Linked DNA regions of Homo sapiens: region 1 is linked to region 2. Evidence: read pairs that join two places in POLR2A ChIA-PET (ENCODE). Cell type or tissue: IMR-90. All regions are shown on one strand. Each heading gives the region's core, and the rest is flanking DNA. Links, peaks and the distances in the headings are about the cores only. Region 1 overlaps SPHK2 (sphingosine kinase 2). Region 2 overlaps EHD2 (EH domain containing 2).

What was found. Peaks named below come from ENCODE experiments on the same cell type or tissue, not always from the same donor. Only the 100,000 strongest peaks of a DNase experiment are listed, where the experiment ranks them.
Region 1: POLR2A ChIA-PET joins it to region 2 with 5 read pairs; 2 of 35 experiments call an interaction of 5 or more read pairs at or near these places.

The regions. Positions count from the first base shown.
Region 1 is chr19:48,628,199-48,633,438 of GRCh38, forward strand. SPHK2 (sphingosine kinase 2) reads left to right here. Exons shown (of 7, transcript NM_020126.5): 6 at 1-79; 7 at 483-2,207. The coding sequence ends at 1,575. It overlaps DBP (D-box binding PAR bZIP transcription factor), which reads right to left. Exons shown (of 4, transcript NM_001352.5): 4 at 1,832-2,854. The coding sequence ends at 2,639. Among named protein-coding and RNA genes, the nearest start is that of DBP, 6.6 kb to the right of the region's middle. In IMR-90, for the core only: a CTCF peak has its summit at 2,280; no DNase peak of the experiment used is centred there; H3K27ac peaks cover 433 bases.
Region 2 is chr19:47,721,361-47,726,831 of GRCh38, forward strand. EHD2 (EH domain containing 2) reads left to right here. Exons shown (of 6, transcript NM_014601.4): 4 at 4,452-4,864. Among named protein-coding and RNA genes, the nearest start is that of EHD2, 11 kb to the left of the region's middle. RefSeq lists an enhancer at 4,138-4,904. In IMR-90, for the core only: no CTCF peak of the experiment used is centred there; DNase peaks (open chromatin) are centred at 1,921 and 2,381; H3K27ac peaks cover 3,019 bases.

The sequences.
Region 1 (5,240 bases), core at 241-5,240, 910 kb after region 2:
AAGCTGTGAAGATGCCTGTGGGCATCCTCCCCTGCGGCTCGGGCAACGCGCTGGCCGGAGCAGTGAACCAGCACGGGGGGTAGGTTGAGGATACCACGAAGGGAGGGATGAGCCCCTCCTGGGGTGATAGGGACCCCTATATCTCCCACTCAGCCAAACCCACAGTCAGTCAAGTAAATCAGCCTGCCTGTGGGATGCTCACCCCCAGCTCCTGGACATTTTTGCCTGCCTGCTTCCCAGCTGTATCCCGAGCGCCCAGAACTCTGCCTGGCATGGGAGGCACTCAGTGAATTGTAGGGAGCAAATGAAAGATGACCAGGAACCTGGCCCCGTAAGGAGTCGCCTGGAGGTGGCCCCACGGCTGTGGTGGGCCTGGGCCATGGCCTTCGTGGTCTCATTGCCAGCTGCTTTCCTACCTGTCTCTTTCCCCAACCCCTGTTTGCTCCTTCCTTCTGTGTGTCCGTCCATCTCCGGCTGTGAAGATTTGAGCCAGCCCTGGGCCTCGACCTGTTGCTCAACTGCTCACTGTTGCTGTGCCGGGGTGGTGGCCACCCACTGGACCTGCTCTCCGTGACGCTGGCCTCGGGCTCCCGCTGTTTCTCCTTCCTGTCTGTGGCCTGGGGCTTCGTGTCAGATGTGGATATCCAGAGCGAGCGCTTCAGGGCCTTGGGCAGTGCCCGCTTCACACTGGGCACGGTGCTGGGCCTCGCCACACTGCACACCTACCGCGGACGCCTCTCCTACCTCCCCGCCACTGTGGAACCTGCCTCGCCCACCCCTGCCCATAGCCTGCCTCGTGCCAAGTCGGAGCTGACCCTAACCCCAGACCCAGCCCCGCCCATGGCCCACTCACCCCTGCATCGTTCTGTGTCTGACCTGCCTCTTCCCCTGCCCCAGCCTGCCCTGGCCTCTCCTGGCTCGCCAGAACCCCTGCCCATCCTGTCCCTCAACGGTGGGGGCCCAGAGCTGGCTGGGGACTGGGGTGGGGCTGGGGATGCTCCGCTGTCCCCGGACCCACTGCTGTCTTCACCTCCTGGCTCTCCCAAGGCAGCTCTACACTCACCCGTCTCCGAAGGGGCCCCCGTAATTCCCCCATCCTCTGGGCTCCCACTTCCCACCCCTGATGCCCGGGTAGGGGCCTCCACCTGCGGCCCGCCCGACCACCTGCTGCCTCCGCTGGGCACCCCGCTGCCCCCAGACTGGGTGACGCTGGAGGGGGACTTTGTGCTCATGTTGGCCATCTCGCCCAGCCACCTAGGCGCTGACCTGGTGGCAGCTCCGCATGCGCGCTTCGACGACGGCCTGGTGCACCTGTGCTGGGTGCGTAGCGGCATCTCGCGGGCTGCGCTGCTGCGCCTTTTCTTGGCCATGGAGCGTGGTAGCCACTTCAGCCTGGGCTGTCCGCAGCTGGGCTACGCCGCGGCCCGTGCCTTCCGCCTAGAGCCGCTCACACCACGCGGCGTGCTCACAGTGGACGGGGAGCAGGTGGAGTATGGGCCGCTACAGGCACAGATGCACCCTGGCATCGGTACACTGCTCACTGGGCCTCCTGGCTGCCCGGGGCGGGAGCCCTGAAACTAAACAAGCTTGGTACCCGCCGGGGGCGGGGCCTACATTCCAATGGGGCGGAGCCTGAGCTAGGGGGTGTGGCCTGGCTGCTAGAGTTGTGGTGGCAGGGGCCCTGGCCCCGTCTCAGGATTGCGCTCGCTTTCATGGGACCAGACGTGATGCTGGAAGGTGGGCGTCGTCACGGTTAAAGAGAAATGGGCTCGTCCCGAGGGTAGTGCCTGATCAATGAGGGCGGGGCCTGGCGTCTGATCTGGGGCCGCCCTTACGGGGCAGGGCTCAGTCCTGACGCTTGCCACCTGCTCCTACCCGGCCAGGATGGCTGAGGGCGGAGTCTATTTTACGCGTCGCCCAATGACAGGACCTGGAATGTACTGGCTGGGGTAGGCCTCAGTGAGTCGGCCGGTCAGGGCCCGCAGCCTCGCCCCATCCACTCCGGTGCCTCCATTTAGCTGGCCAATCAGCCCAGGAGGGGCAGGTTCCCCGGGGCCGGCGCTAGGATTTGCACTAATGTTCCTCTCCCCGCGGGTGGGGGCGGGGAAATTCATATCCCCTGTTCGTCTCATGCGCGTCCTCCGTCCCCAATCTAAAAAGCAATTGAAAAGGTCTATGCAATAAAGGCAGTCGCTTCATTCCTCTCAGACCTTCTGCCCTTCCTCCATCCGACAGCCCGCGGGAGGACTCAGACTCCAGCACTTCCAGCAGCGCCTGCCCTCTATGGACGACAGCCCGGAGCTGCCCACGGGCTGCAGCCAGTATGCCAGGGAGCTGCCCTCTTCTTCCACAACAGCTGGCTCTGGGGTTCTCAAGATTTATTCAGGATCGTGTTAACGGAGGCGGTGGGAGGATAGGGTCCCTGACGTGCCGGGGACACACACAGAGAACCCTCCCCGCCCCCGCAAGGGAGGGGGGAGGCTCGCTTTTTCTTAAAAATATAAATGTATTTATCTGCATTATCACGTCCCTGGGGCACCCAGCTGGCCGGCCCGTGGGCCACAGGGCAGGAAGGGAACAGGGCGTAAGTCTCAGCAAGGCGGAGGAGAGCTCCGCCAGGTGGGGATGTGGGGCAGCCTCACAGGGCCCCGTGCTGGGCCTGGTATCGGGACAGCACGGCGCGGTAGTGGGACAGCTCCTGGCGCACGGCCACAACTTCCTGCCGCAGCAGGGCGTTCTCCTTCTCCAGGAAGGCCGCCCGCACCGATATCTGGTTCTCCTTGAGCCGCCGGGCGTCACGGGACCGCTTGGCTGCCTCGTTGTTCTTGTACCGCCGGCTCCAGTATTTCTCATCCTGCAGGAGAAGAGGGGGAGAGCACTGAGGTCCAGAGGGACCCAGGTCCCAGCGAGAGAGGAAGGGAGCCCCAGCAGCGGGGCCTAAACCACACCAGGTCTCTGCTGGGATAGGTACCCAAGGGTCTGCCTTTCTAGGGCCCTGGTTGCTAAGGAGATTGGGCCCCTAGCAACAGTAAAGGCATGAGATAGACCCCCCACCCTCAAGCAACTCGCTTCAAGTCTCCACTCTGCAAAGCGGACCCCAGCCCTCCCCACATGATAAAGGCCTGCATGCAGTTAGCTCTTGCTTGCTAAGGATGCTTGTTCCCTAGCAACAAGGCCTTCATGGTCTGAGGGCTTCTCCCAATGAAGAGCACTGCCCTGCCCTGCACATTGCCTTTCCAGATCCTGGTTGCTAAGGAAAGCTTGGTGCCCTGGTGATGGGGTTTGGTGTCCCATAAAATCCTCGCAGAGCTGGGGCCTTCTGACCTGGTTGCCAAGGCAACCTCATCCATCCTTGGCAAACAAAAGTGAGGTCTAAGTGGTTTCAATGACTGTGGCCAGCCTCTGACCTGCTGGCCTTGAACTGAGGCCAGAGAATAGCCTCCTCCCCAGTAGGACCTGACTGAGAGAAGAGCTGTCTCTTAGGAAAGGGGACTATCCTGAGACCTCCCCAGAGGATTATACCTAAAGTCCTCCCATCCTGGAAGTTGGTTCCTAAGGAAGACTCCTCCTTAGTAACCAAGGACCACGGGGCTCAGAAAGATGCTCTCTACTCCACTATTTAATTAAAGCCCAGTTCCTGCTTGTGAGGGTAAATCCAGTCCCTAGCAACAGGGCCCTCTAGAAGGAGAAACCACTGGTGTAGATCTGACTTCCAGGCCAGTCCTAGGTGCTTCAAGTAGCTATGTGTTACGCAAGGGTATGGCAAAGTCTTGTTTGTTTTTGAGATGGAGTCTCGCTCTGTCGTTCAGGCTGGAATGCAGTGGCATGATCTCGGCTCATTGCAACCTCCACCTCCCAGGTTCAAGCGATTCTCCTGCCTCAGCCTCCCAAGTAGCTGGGATTATAGGTGCCCGCTACCATGTCCGGCTAATTTTTGTTCTTTTTTTTTTTTTTTGAGATGGAGTTCTCACTCTGTCGCCCAGGCTGGAGTGCAGTGGCGCGATCTCGGCTCACTGCAACCTCCGTCTCCTGGGTTCAAGCGATTTTCCTACATTAGCCTCCCAAGTAGCTGGGACTACAGATGAGTGCCACCATGCCCAGCTAATTTTTGTATTTTTTTGTAGAGACGGGGTTTCACCATGTTGGCCAGGATGGTCTCCTGATCTCGTGATCTGTCCGCCTCGGCCTCCCAAAGTGCTGTGATTACAGGTGTGAGACACCACACCCGGAACATTTTTGTACTTTTAGTAGAGGCGAGGTTTCACCATGTTGGCCAGGCTGGTCTCAAACTCCTGACCTCAAGTGATCCGCCCACCTCAGCCTCCTAAAGTGCTAGGATTACAGGCGTGAGCCAACGCGCCTGGCCCGGAATGACAAAGTCTTGTAACAGAAGCCCAAGCAACTCTTGCTAGGGAAGACTCCAGTAATGGCAAAAAACAAAATCATGCAAAGATGCAATGACTGCTCAAATCACCCCAAATCAGAAAGTGGCACTGGCTGCTAACAGAAGCCTGAAGTCTCCCACCAGTGAGAAGTCCAGGCCCAGGAAACAAGGCCTAAAGGGGCTGGCACAGTCTTCATCCTAGCCAAATGCAATCACTCCAAAGGAAGTCCCACATCAGAGATCAAAGGCCTGCTGAGTAAGGAGAGACAGGCCACAGGCTGATATCCCATTGCCAAAGGAAGACTGTCCTTTGCAAGTGTGCCTGGTGGAGCTCTGGACCCAAGTAATAGGAGAAGCTCCAAGTCTCTACAAGTAGACCTAGCAGAGCTGGCTGAGTCAGCACCCCACAGTGACACTGTCTTTTGTTTTAAGACAAGGTCTCCCTCTGTTGCCCAGGCTGGAGTGCAGTGGTGTAATCTTGGCTCACTGCAGCCTCAATCTCCCAGGCACAAGCAGTCCTCCCACCTCAGCCTCCCAAGTGGCTTGTAGAAATGGGGTTTTGCCATGTTGCCCAGGCTGGTCTTGAACTCCCGAGCTCAAGAGATCCTCCTGCCTCAGCCCCCTAAAATGCTGGGATTACACGAGTGAGGCCCCTCGCCCAGTTGACACTGTCTTTATAAACCTCAGGCCCCTGCCCCCTTGTGCCCCGTGGCCAAGGAGGACTAATCTGTGGCTGCAGGCCAGGAGAGGCTGAGCACTAATCCCAAGGAGAAGCCCAGGCTTGACTGTGAGAAAAGGCCCCTCCCTGGCTGTGGGGCATGTCTCCAGCCAAGTCTATCTCCCACATCCAGCTCTG
Region 2 (5,471 bases), core at 206-5,205:
CTGGAGTGCAGTGGTGCGACCTCGGCTCGCTGCAACCTCCGCCTCCTGGGTTCAAGCAATTCTCTGCCTCAGCCTCCGGAGTAGCTGGGATTACAGGCGCCTGCCACCATGCCCGGCTAATTTTTTTGTATTTTTAGTAGAGACGGGGTTTCGCCGTCTTAGCCAGGCAGGTCTTGAACTCCTGACCTCGTGATCCACCCACCTCGGCCTCCCAAAGTGTTGGGATTACAGGCATGAGCCACCGCCCAGCCTATTTTCTGCTGCTTTTAAACTGTGGGACCTTAGGCAAGCCACTTAACCTCTCTTTGCCTCAGTTTTCTTACCTGCAAAATGGGAATAATGGGCTGGGCGCAGTGGTTCACGCCTGTAATCCCAGCAGTTTGAGAGGCCAAGGTGGGCAGATTACCTGAGGTCAGGAGTTCGAGACCAGCCTGGGCAACATGGTGAAACCCTGTCTATACTAAAAATACAAAAATTAGCTGGGTGTGGTGGTGCTTGCCTGTAATCCCACCTACTCGGGAGGCTGAGGCAGAAGAATTGCTTGAACCCAGGAGGTGGAGGTTGCAGTGAGCCGAGCTCATGACACTGCACTCCAGCCTGGGCGATAGAGTGAGACTTGGTCTCAAAAATAAACAAACAGAAAAACAAAACACACACACACACACACACACACACACACACACACACACACACACACTGGGAATAATAATACTAGCGGCCTCATAGTTGTCCTAAAGGTTAAATTAGTTAAAACATACAAAGCACTTAGAAGGTGCACACTTGTGTGTGCACACAGTAGGCGCTATGGAAGTGCCAACAATGCCTGTTTTCGCTGGGTGAGTGCCGTTGTGGGCCCAAGGTTCCTTTTTGCCACGTCTCCCATCCCACACTGACTCAACCTCTCTCCCTTCTTCCCTCCCCGCCCCATGAGACACACTTTCCGAATCTGGGCCAGTATGTGTGTTTGTGGAGACACCGGGAGGGAGGGGGGGCTCCAGTTGCTGTCCCTCCAGTGACTTGGCCCTTCCTCCCCCAAAACAACGGCCCCCAACCCCATCCCGGTCCCTGCGTTGCCCGCAAGGAGGCTGCTTCCTCTCAGGCAGGATGGGTGCAAGCACCAGCTCCCCGGAGGAGCATAGGGGCCCATGGGACTCCTCTTCTGTCGCCTCTTACCTGTGTGTCTTGAGTAAGTCCCCTAACTTCTCTCTCTTTTTTTTTTTTTGAGACGGAGTTTCGCTCTTGTTGCCCAGGCTGGAGTGCAGTGGCAGGACCTTGGCTCACTGCAACCTCCGCCTCCTGGGTTCAAGTGATTCTCCTGCCTCAGCCTCCCGAATAGCTGGGATTACAGGTGCCCACCACCACACCCAGCTAATTTTTTTGTATTTTTAGTGGAGACGGGGTTTCACTATGTTGGTCAGGCTGGTCTCGAACTCCTGACCTCAGGTGATCCACCCGCCTCAGCCTCCCAAAGTGCTGGGATTGCAGGCGTGAGCCACCACGCCTAGCTAGTCCCCTAACTTCTCTGTGCCTCAGTTTCCTCATCTGGAAAATGGGGTCAGAACAGTGCCCACCTCCTGGGGTTGTTGTGAAGAGTCACTGAGTGAGCTCTAGCTGGAGGGCATGAAGTCAGTAAATCAGGGCTAGCTCCTTGTTCTGCCAGTTAACTCTTCGTCCTCCGGGTTCCCACTCTGCCTTCCCTCCTCCTGGAAGTCCTCCTTGACCCCCAGGCTGGGGGTTGGGTCAGGCACTGGCCCTGGGCTCCCACAGCTCCCTGGATCCCCCTGCCCACCCTGGGCTGACCACTCAGGGGCCAGGTCTGTGTCCCCAGTGGGCTGAGAGATGTAAGGACAAAGCTGAAACTGCCTCAGCCTCCACACACACAGCAGGGACCACAGAGGGTGCTTCCCAGTGGGTGACATCACCATGACTTGCTGAGTGCTTACCGTACATCCAGCACTGTTTTTAAAAAAACAGTTTCATTGAGGATTAACGTACACGCCATAAAAACTCAACCATTATGGCCGGGCTCAGTGGCTCATGCCTGTAATCTCAGCACTTTGGGAGGCTGAGGTGGGCGGATAATGAGGTCAAGAGATGGAGACCATCCTGGCCAACATGGTGAAAACCCATCTCTACTAAAAATACAGAAATTAGCTGGGTGTGGTGGCACCTGTAATCCCAGCTACTCGGGAGGCTGAGGCAGGAGAATTGCTTGAACTCGAGAGGCAGAGGTTGCAGTGACCTGAGATCGCGCCACTGCACTCCAACCTGGGCGACAGCGAGACTCCGTCTGAAAAAAAAAAAAAAAAAAAAGCTCAACCATTTTTTTTTTTAAAGAGACAAGGTCTTGCTCTGTCTGCAGGCTGGAGTGCAATGACGCAATCATGGCTCACTGCAGCCTCCAACTGCTGGGCTCAAGTGATCCTCTTGCTTCCTCCTCCTGAGTAGCTGAGACTACAGATGCATGCCAACATGTGTGGATAATTTTTTATTTTATTTTTTTCTGTAGAGACAGGGTCTTGTCATCTTGCCCAGGCTGGTCTCAAACTCCCAGGCTCAAGCGATCCTCCTGCCTCTACCTCCCAAAGTGCTGGGATTACAGGTGTGAGCCACTCTGTCTGGCCACTTCCATCATTTTTAAATGTACAGTTCAATGCCAGGCATTATTTTAAGCTCTTTATATATATTAGCTCATTTATATTCTTTTAATCTTCACAACAGTCTTTTTTTTTTTTTGAGACAGAGTCTCACTCTGTCGCCCAGACTGGAGTGCAGTGATGCTATCTCGGCTCACTGCAACCTCTGCCTCCCAGGCTCAAGCGATTCTCGTGCCTCAGCCTTCTGAATATGTGGGACCATAGGCATGAGCCACCAACACCGGGCTAATTTTTTTGTATTTTTAGGGCTAGGCTGGTCTTGAACTCCTGGCCTCAATTGATCTGCCCACTTCAGCCTCCCAAAGTGCTGGGATTACAGGTTTGAGCCATCACACCTGGCTTCACAACAGTCCTATGATTTGCATTTTACAGAAAAGAAAACACAAGTTCAGAGAGGTTAAGCTACTTGCCTAAGGTCACACAGTGGATGGGGGCAGAGGAGGGACTCAACTCCAGGTCTTCCAGACAGCTAAGTCAGGGGGTCTCAATCGCTTCTCTCTGCTCTCCTCAGCATTGCTTGTTGGTGAATAAATGAGTGAAGAAGCAAAGGTGAGAATGAGTGGATGAAGGAGTGAATGAGGAAATGAATGGTGAAAGGAATGAATGAATGAGCATGGGAACCCATGGCTGGGATGGGTGCTTCATAAGAGCAAGAATCTTGTCTGTGTGTTCTCTGCGGTATCCCAGGCTCCCAGGACAGGGCTTGGCACACATGAGACTCTCAGTAAGTATTGCTAAATAAATGCAAAATATTTAACTTCTCAGCCTGGCCAACATGGTGAAACCCCGTCTCTACTAAAAATACAGAAATTAGCCAGGGTGGTGGTGCATGCCTGTAATCCCAGCTACTCGGGAGGCTGAGGCAGGAGAATTGCTTGAACCTGGGAGGTGGAGGTGGAGGTTGCAGTGAGCCACATTCATGCCACTGCACTCCAGCCTGGGCGACAGAGTGAGACTCTGTCTCAAAAAAAAAAAAAAAAAAAAAAAAAAAAAAAAAAAAAATTATCATCTGCTATGGCAAGAGCACAGCTATCCAGCATGAACTCTAGTTGCTGGATCGTGGGGAGATACAACAGGTCCTGGGGAGGAGCTGGGGTGATAGAGGCATGTGGCAGGCTTGGGGGTTCCATAGAAGCACAGGGGGATCTCTTAGCAAACATGTCAGTATTTTTAACAACCTATATGTACATACCGACGCACACCTGTAATAACTGCTTAATGAATGAGCAAATGAAAAAATGGAGGCCGTGAGGCTGGGCGCGGTGGCCCACGCCTGTAATCCCAACATTTTGGAGGCTGAGGCAGGAGGATCAGTTGAGCTCAGGAGTTTGAGACTAGCCCGGCAGCCCGGGTAACATAGTGAGATCCCATCTCTACTCAAAAAAAAAAAAAAAAAAAAAAATTAGCCAGGTGTGGTGATGCGCGCCTGCAGTCCCAGCTACTAGGGAGGCTGAGGTGGGAGGATCACCTGAGCTCCGGGAAGCAGAGGTTGCAGGGAGGCGTGATCCCGCCATTGTGCTCGAGCAAAGGAAAAGGGGGATGATTGCCCCCTGTAGCCAGATGGCTTGAGGGGCTGGGGCCAGAGCGAGGGGGGAAATTCTGGGCACTGGAGAGCCAGAGCAGTAGTGCCCACTGAGGGCCTTGGCTATTTTGCCCAGACAGGATTTGGACAGCCAACAACGTGAACATCTTTACAGTCCAATATGCAAGAGAATGGGATACTACTGAGAATGGCTGGAGGGTGGGGGTCTGATTTCTGCCCCTTGCGCCCCTGTCTCTCCACTCCCACTCCAGGCTACGACTTCCCGGCCGTGCTGCGCTGGTTCGCGGAGCGCGTGGACCTCATCATCCTGCTCTTTGATGCGCACAAGCTGGAGATCTCGGACGAGTTCTCAGAGGCCATCGGCGCGTTGCGGGGCCATGAGGACAAGATCCGCGTGGTGCTCAACAAGGCCGACATGGTGGAGACGCAGCAGCTGATGCGCGTCTACGGCGCGCTCATGTGGGCGCTGGGCAAGGTGGTGGGCACGCCCGAGGTGCTGCGCGTCTACATCGGCTCCTTCTGGTCCCAGCCCCTCCTCGTGCCCGACAACCGGCGCCTCTTCGAGCTGGAGGAGCAGGACCTCTTCCGCGACATCCAGGGCCTGCCCCGGCACGCAGCCTTGCGCAAGCTCAACGACCTGGTGAAGAGGGCCCGGCTGGTGCGAGTGAGTAGTCCTGAGGGCTGGGCGCGCATTCTTGGAGGAGGTTTCCTCGGTCCTCTCCTACCAGTGCTGTGAGTCCCTGACTTATCAGGGCCCAGGTTAGTTAGTTCTCTTGAAGTTGGGTCATTCTGGCACAGAGTGAAGCCGGGAGGAAGAACTGTATGGAGAGACTCATTCCTCTGCCTTTGGATTTCTGTGTCAACTCCGTGTCACCCTGGCTTCTCTGTCCTGGTATTTCTATTTCTTCTTCCTCTTCCTCCTCCTCCTCCTTCTCTTCTTCTTCTTCCTCTTTTTCTTCTTTCTTCTCTCTTTCCTCCTCCTCCTCTTCTTCTCCCTCCTCCTCCTCCTTCTTCTCTTTCTTCCTCCCCTTCCTCCTTCCTTCCTTCCTTCCTCTGTTCCTCTCTCCCTTCCTCCCTCCTCCCTTCCTCCTTCCTTACATCCTCTTTCGTTCCCTCTTCTTCCTTCTTTTTTAAGAGATGGAGTCTCGCTCTCTTGCCCTGGCTGGAATGCAATGATGCAATCACAGCTCACCACAGCCTTGAACTCCTGGGCTCAAGTGATCCTTCCTCCTTAGCCTGCCCCAAGTAGCTGAGACCACAGGCACGTGTCA